Linked DNA regions of Homo sapiens: region 1 is linked to region 2. A link is an interaction called in ENCODE POLR2A ChIA-PET data of the cell type or tissue named here. Cell type or tissue: PC-3. All regions are shown on one strand. Each heading gives the region's core, and the rest is flanking DNA. Links, peaks and the distances in the headings are about the cores only.

What was found. Peaks named below come from ENCODE experiments on the same cell type or tissue, not always from the same donor. Only the 100,000 strongest peaks of a DNase experiment are listed, where the experiment ranks them.
Region 1: POLR2A ChIA-PET joins it to region 2 with 21 read pairs; 6 of 35 experiments call an interaction of 5 or more read pairs at or near these places.

Annotation. Positions count from the first base shown.
Region 1 is chr3:12,179,087-12,182,000 of GRCh38, forward strand. All of the region lies in intron 10 of SYN2 (synapsin II), which reads left to right. Among named protein-coding and RNA genes, the nearest start is that of TIMP4, 22 kb to the left of the region's middle. RefSeq lists an enhancer at 1-264. In PC-3, for the core only: no CTCF peak of the experiment used is centred there; a DNase peak (open chromatin) is centred at 1,315; H3K27ac peaks cover 994 bases.
Region 2 is chr3:12,474,788-12,477,701 of GRCh38, forward strand. No RefSeq gene overlaps it. Among named protein-coding and RNA genes, the nearest start is that of TSEN2, 8.2 kb to the right of the region's middle. In PC-3, for the core only: no CTCF peak of the experiment used is centred there; a DNase peak (open chromatin) is centred at 1,634; H3K27ac peaks cover 2,500 bases.

The sequences.
Region 1 (2,914 bases), core at 308-2,807, 300 kb before region 2:
TGGAGGAGTCTTGAGCTTCACCAGCTCTCTCCTTCCTCCCTGGCTTCTCTGATCACTAAGCCCAGTAGATTCAGCGTAGCAGGATACCAGCCCAATTAGCTTTGATGGAAGCGGCACACTCTCCTTGCCAAGCTCCTGAAAGCCTATACCTGCAAGACATCTCTGCACAGGTCCAATAACCCTAGGGGTCTTGCTGAGTTTAAGACTCTGTAGCTGGTCCAGGCTGGTCTGGAACTCTGTAGCTAAGAAGGGATTGTCTCAGTTCTCACACACCGGAAGAACTGAAAGAAAAAAAAAAAAAAAAAAAAAAAGCATAAACGAATTCATGGAAGCCTAGAGCCAGAAGGGCCTGTAGAAGTCATGTGCCTGCAGCTACATGAGCCCCCCTAACCAAAGTTTGTCCAAGCACTGCTGAAATACCTCTCATGCCAGGAAGCTCACTACTACCCAAGCCAGCCCTTGACACTATTCAGATTTATATTTGACTAATTTCAATCTTCTACTAAGCCCTAGGTGCTTCCATGGTTACCTCATTTATACCATTTGGGAAACTGTGACTCAGGATAAGTAACTTGCCCAAAGTCACATGTGTAAAGTTGTCATTTCGAGACTTCTAACCATCCTATTTGCTCCATGTACCCATGTTTTTCTGCTAGCATCACCCTTAAGAGGTGGCCAGAACTGGTTGCAGTGCTCTCTCATGAGGCTTGATCAGCCAAAAGAACAGTGGTCCTATCACTTCCCCTTGTCAAGACATAGACATACCTCCAGCTGCATCCAATTTTTGGCAGCATCATTACAGACTGACACCCTTTGAGCCTGTCGTCACTCTGTAAACCCAAAGTTGGTTGGGGTTTATTATTTATTTATATATTTTTTTGAGACGGGGTCTCACTCTGTTGCCTAGGCTGGAATGCAGTGGCGTGATCCTGGCTCACTGCAGCATCCACCTCCCAGGCTCAAGCTATCCTCTTGCCACAGCCCTCTGGGTAGCTGGGACTATAAGCACATGCCACCATGCCCACCTAATTTTTGTATTTTTTGTAGAGACAGCGTTTCATCATGTTATCCAGGCTGGTCTCAAACTCCTGGGCTCAAGTGATCCACGCACCTCGGCCTCCCACAGTGTTGGGATTACAGGCGTGAGCCGCACCCAGCTGGGTTTTTTTTTTTTTATGCTACTATAAGGTCATTTATTCCCCTTCCGTTTTGTGTACAGCTAGGCACAAGCACTGCACTTCACATTCTTACCTGTTTGAATCAATCCAACTTCCTGAGGAAAGCTCTGCCTCTCAGTCTGGCCATGAGTTCCTGCTGTGGGCTGGCTCCAGGCCAGCCTTTGGCAGTGACGCCAGAGTGGCCAGACTTCTGTGGAATTCGGCATCCCAGGATGCTCTGGGTGACTGGAAACAGATCCCATGGTAGCCAAGCCCCACAGGGAATAGGCCCGGAGCCCCTAGTAGACAGCAGGCTTGTAGGTGGAGCCAGGGTGTCTCAGCCTGGCAAGGGACAGTCCTTGGGAATTCTCCTCCCCGCCTCCCGTAGCCCCTGAGAAGTCTTCCATACACAATCTCAGTGGAGCCGGGGCCAAGAGAAGCTTCCTAGGCGCCATCAAGGGTGGCCAAAGCATATTCCCAGGCTGCAGCCCAAAGGACTGCCTCCGGGAGCTCTTCCTCTCAAGCCTGGAAAAGGGCACTTCTGGGCTTAGTTCATCCGTGGGTGTCTTACATGTATATTCCTATGGCTGAGGAAAGACAAGGCCAGCCTACATGGTGTGATCACCCCTGTGAGCTCATCCTGTGTCTGGAGTTCTACCATTAAAGCTTAATCTATGGGATTTAAAACGTTTTCTTGGAATCATAGTTTCACTGGATTGGAAGGAACCTTAGCATTCATCCAGTCAATCTCATGTTTAAAAAAGGAATATTATCTATGATGTCTTTGTCAGGTCATTCACTACCCACTATGTGAACACATACGTCTACCTCCCAAAACAGCCTATCTCACTATTTTTACAAAAGAAAGTTCTACTTGTAGGTGAAAGTCTGCCCAGAGCTTTTGTGCCCACTGGCCCTGGTTCTGCTCTTATGCCACATAGTCTTCTGTAACCCTCTCTGGGAATACCAATTCTCTGGGAGGAGAACATCGTAAGCTGCTCTTGGCCAACATTTGAGATGATGCATTGGGACCCTTCAGTGGTACTGGGCATGAGGCCCTGGGGGAGAGACCAGCGAGAGCCAGTCCGGTAGCTTCACAAACTGGGACTTTTTCTGTCCTTCACCTAAGTATCTGTCTCTGACCATGAGAGGCTGTGGTGTTGAAGGCATGGGCCAGACTAGAGAATGAACAGTAGAGGATCAGGCCTGGACTGAGCAGCTGTTTATGACATAAAGGAGGGAGAAGGCTAGAAAGGGCAAGCCCAGCCATGCTGAAGCAACCAGGAGTGCTGATGATACCTCATACGGTACTGTGAGGTACAGGGAGATAGTGCACAATAGTGCATCCATGTTACTTGGAACACAGTAAGCACGCCATAAATGTCAGCTCTAGGTGATTTAGAGAAGTTAAGAGACACAACTAGAAAAAAGGTTTAGGAGGTTAATAGGTAGCCCCAGAGAAGATAGATTGGAAAGAAAAAGATGAAAGAATTAGGAGACTATTCTAGCAAGAAATGATAAAGGCCTGACCAAAGTTAGTCCAGGGAAGATGGTGACTCAGATACCAGGAGGGAAAAGTGGAGGAGTCCTGAAGGCTGATGGGATGGAGTGGTTTCCAGCTGGCTTCCCGGGTATGGGTATTGCAGTGTCAGGCTCAGACTGTGCCTTATGGATCCCAAGAAGGTCCCCAGAGGAAGGGAAAGGAAGTAGTGTTCTCACTGTGACTTGTGGGGGTTGAGGGTTATGGTAGAATGGGC
Region 2 (2,914 bases), core at 282-2,781:
AAGGACAGGCAAGCCTTCACTCAAGGAAGGGAGGAGTAGAAAGAAGACTGTAGGCGCACAAGGCCCGGCACCTCTCCCCTGGAGTAGGCAGCAGCTTCCTCCCTGCAGCCTCTCAGCCCCCAGGCCTCCAGAGCCATCTTCTAAAACCACATCTGGCTGAGACTTTCCCTCCTTCCTCCCTTCCCTGTGGCCCTGTCGCCCTTGGTATAAGACCTAAGCCCCTAAGGACAGCATCTGAGGCCCTTTCACAGCCAGGATCCCACTTTCCTTTCCAGGCTTGCTTCTCCCAGGCAGGCTGCCTGATGGTTCCTGGATATGCCGTGTGTGTCCACACCTCTGGGCCTCTGCTCAGGTAGGTCCCTCTGCCTGGGGTGCCCTCTCTGACTTGGTCAGCTCCTCCCCATTCTCCAAGACCCAGCAAAAGTCCACTCCTCCAAGAAGTCTTTCCTCAGCCTCCTCCTCCTGGGCGTCCCTCAGTTAGCATTGGCCACACTACTTGAGAGTCCAACTTTCCAGAGCTTCCTCCCCTGCTAGACTGTGAGAGCTTTGCCATCAAATATCGCCTTGGGTTTACTTGGGTGTCCCAACCCTCCAGTGTAGAGATGGCATACAGGAACTGAATGGATGAGCAGGTCACTGAGCAGACACGCTGGGGAAAGCACCACGTGGAGGGAATCAAGAGAGCTGGATTCTCATTCCAGTCTTCTGGCTCCTCAGGTAAATTCCTTCTTCTCTCTAGACCTCAGTTTCCTTGTCTGTAGAAGGAGAACATTGGGACTTGACTATCCTGCAATGCTATTTATTAAGACTTACCCCGTACGAGGCCCTATTCTAGAAATGTACATACTATGATGATAGTATGACGTATATACTAATAGTAATGTAGATAACTATAAGTATTTCTGGTCAAATGAAAATATAAAGACAAAGTCCTTGAAGTTACTTGCGGTCTAGTTCTGGAACCAAGGAAGGCAGGACCAAGACCTTTTAGGGGAGTGTATTCCATTATAGGAAACATCATGCTGCTCTTGGCCCCCACGAGGTCCCTTGGGGAAGGGAAATAAACATGGATGTGACAGTCAGGCCGAGCATAGCCCAGATCCCTGCTCTGTACTCTGTAGATGTGTGACCCTTACAAGTCTCTTTACCTCTCTGAGCCTTGAAAATTGGAGACTGTGTAGCTATCTCAGAAAGTTGCTGTGAGGACTCCCTTGGATGTAGGACTCTGAATACTAGGAATCCTTTCTTTTTAGTCCCATGGAGTATAAGGAAAGGGAGGGAGATTGGACAAGGGACTCCATGCTGTAAGCCTCAGTTTCCTCATCTGCCAAATGTCCCCATAACAGCCCCCTCTGAGGGCTGGTTTGAGGTAAACTGAGGTCGAGGGTAAAGCAACTGCACTGGGCACTCAGTGAATGCGAGCTTCCCTCCAGCCTGGCGGTGGGGCATAAACTCCGCTCCATCTTCTTGGGCAGGTTTAGAGCAAGGGATTCGGAAATGCTCTGGAGACAGTCAAGAAGGAAGCACAGAAAAGGAAGAGTCAGAGGAAGCCTCTGGAACACGTGAGGATTTGCCTTCTCCCATCAGAACATGCTCTTAAACAAACAGCAAGCTTCCTCCATTAATAAGTCCTGTGGAATGCACATGAGATTTTTTTTTCCTCCTCCTTTTTGCTGATTAAGTTCCCCCAAAACCCCCTTAAGAATTTTAATAAGAAATGCAAAAATCAACAAAAGTCCAGCAAACCCTTTCCTGTTATTAAATAAAGGGAAAGTAAATATTGCAAATTGGACATATTTCATAAGAGGATGTTTTGTTTGGGTGAAAAAAATGAGAAAGAAAAGAAAAAGCTATTTGCTGTCTGGCAGCAAATATATGTCTTTGCTGAGTTTTGGTTTCAAATTTGATGACTGGGGCATTATTCCTGGTTTGCCTGGAATCCAGGCCTTTTGATATCTGAGGCAGATGTACCCAGGCAAGCAGGAAAGCCAGGTTTGGGCCATGTTCGGCCTCTTCTTCCGTATCTCTTGTGAGGAGACCAGAGTTTTTCAGCCACCCAGGAAATTAAAATTCTGAGCTCAGAGGTGGGGACCTACAGGGGAGTCACATGCAAGACAAAAACAACTTGCAACAAAGAAGATATGTATGTTATTTTGAGAGAGAAAGAGAGGAAACATAACACTAAAGGTTGTCTGTACCTTCTTTTTGGATAAGATATGAGATCATAAAATACATTGTACATCAAATGCATCAACATAGGCAAAAGGGCCTGTTGTGTTGGAGGACGTGGGTTTAAATCCCCCTGTTGTCACTCTTAGCTGGGTTACCTTGGGTAAATTATTTAACTTCTCCGAGTCTTACTTTCCTCATCTTTAAAATGGGGAGAATAAAAATATTTACTAACAGAGGCGTGGTGAGGAATCGAAGAGTGGGAAAACAGGCTGATGAAAGTTAAAACTCTAGGCTCAATGTGTACTCATATTATTTTGTGTACCATGACAAATGGAAAGGAAGGGAGGAAAGAGGAGAAGCGATGGTCTTTTATCACTTGGTAGTGAGGAACAGTTTCCAAAGAACACTCGGGATCGTGATTTCACATGCTGGTCAGCACAGCTCTGGGAGGCTGGCAAAGTGAGGACTGCCCTTTTATTCCAGTTGGAGCACCTGGTGCCGGAAAGTGGGCGTGGTCTGTCAAGAACACACATTAAGAAATGGTCTATGTAACCATGAGTTTAGAGAAAATGACAAAAAAGAAGGTGGTAAAGGGTGAGAAACTAGAAGGTGTGACCACTGCCAGCCACCCTGCTCCCATAGGAGGAGCCACATTTTCACCAGGGCCCCTGCACCTGCTCCTCAGTCCTCTGTTTCCTCCTTGAAGTGATCCTCACCTGGCGCTCACTTCTCTCTGGCAGGG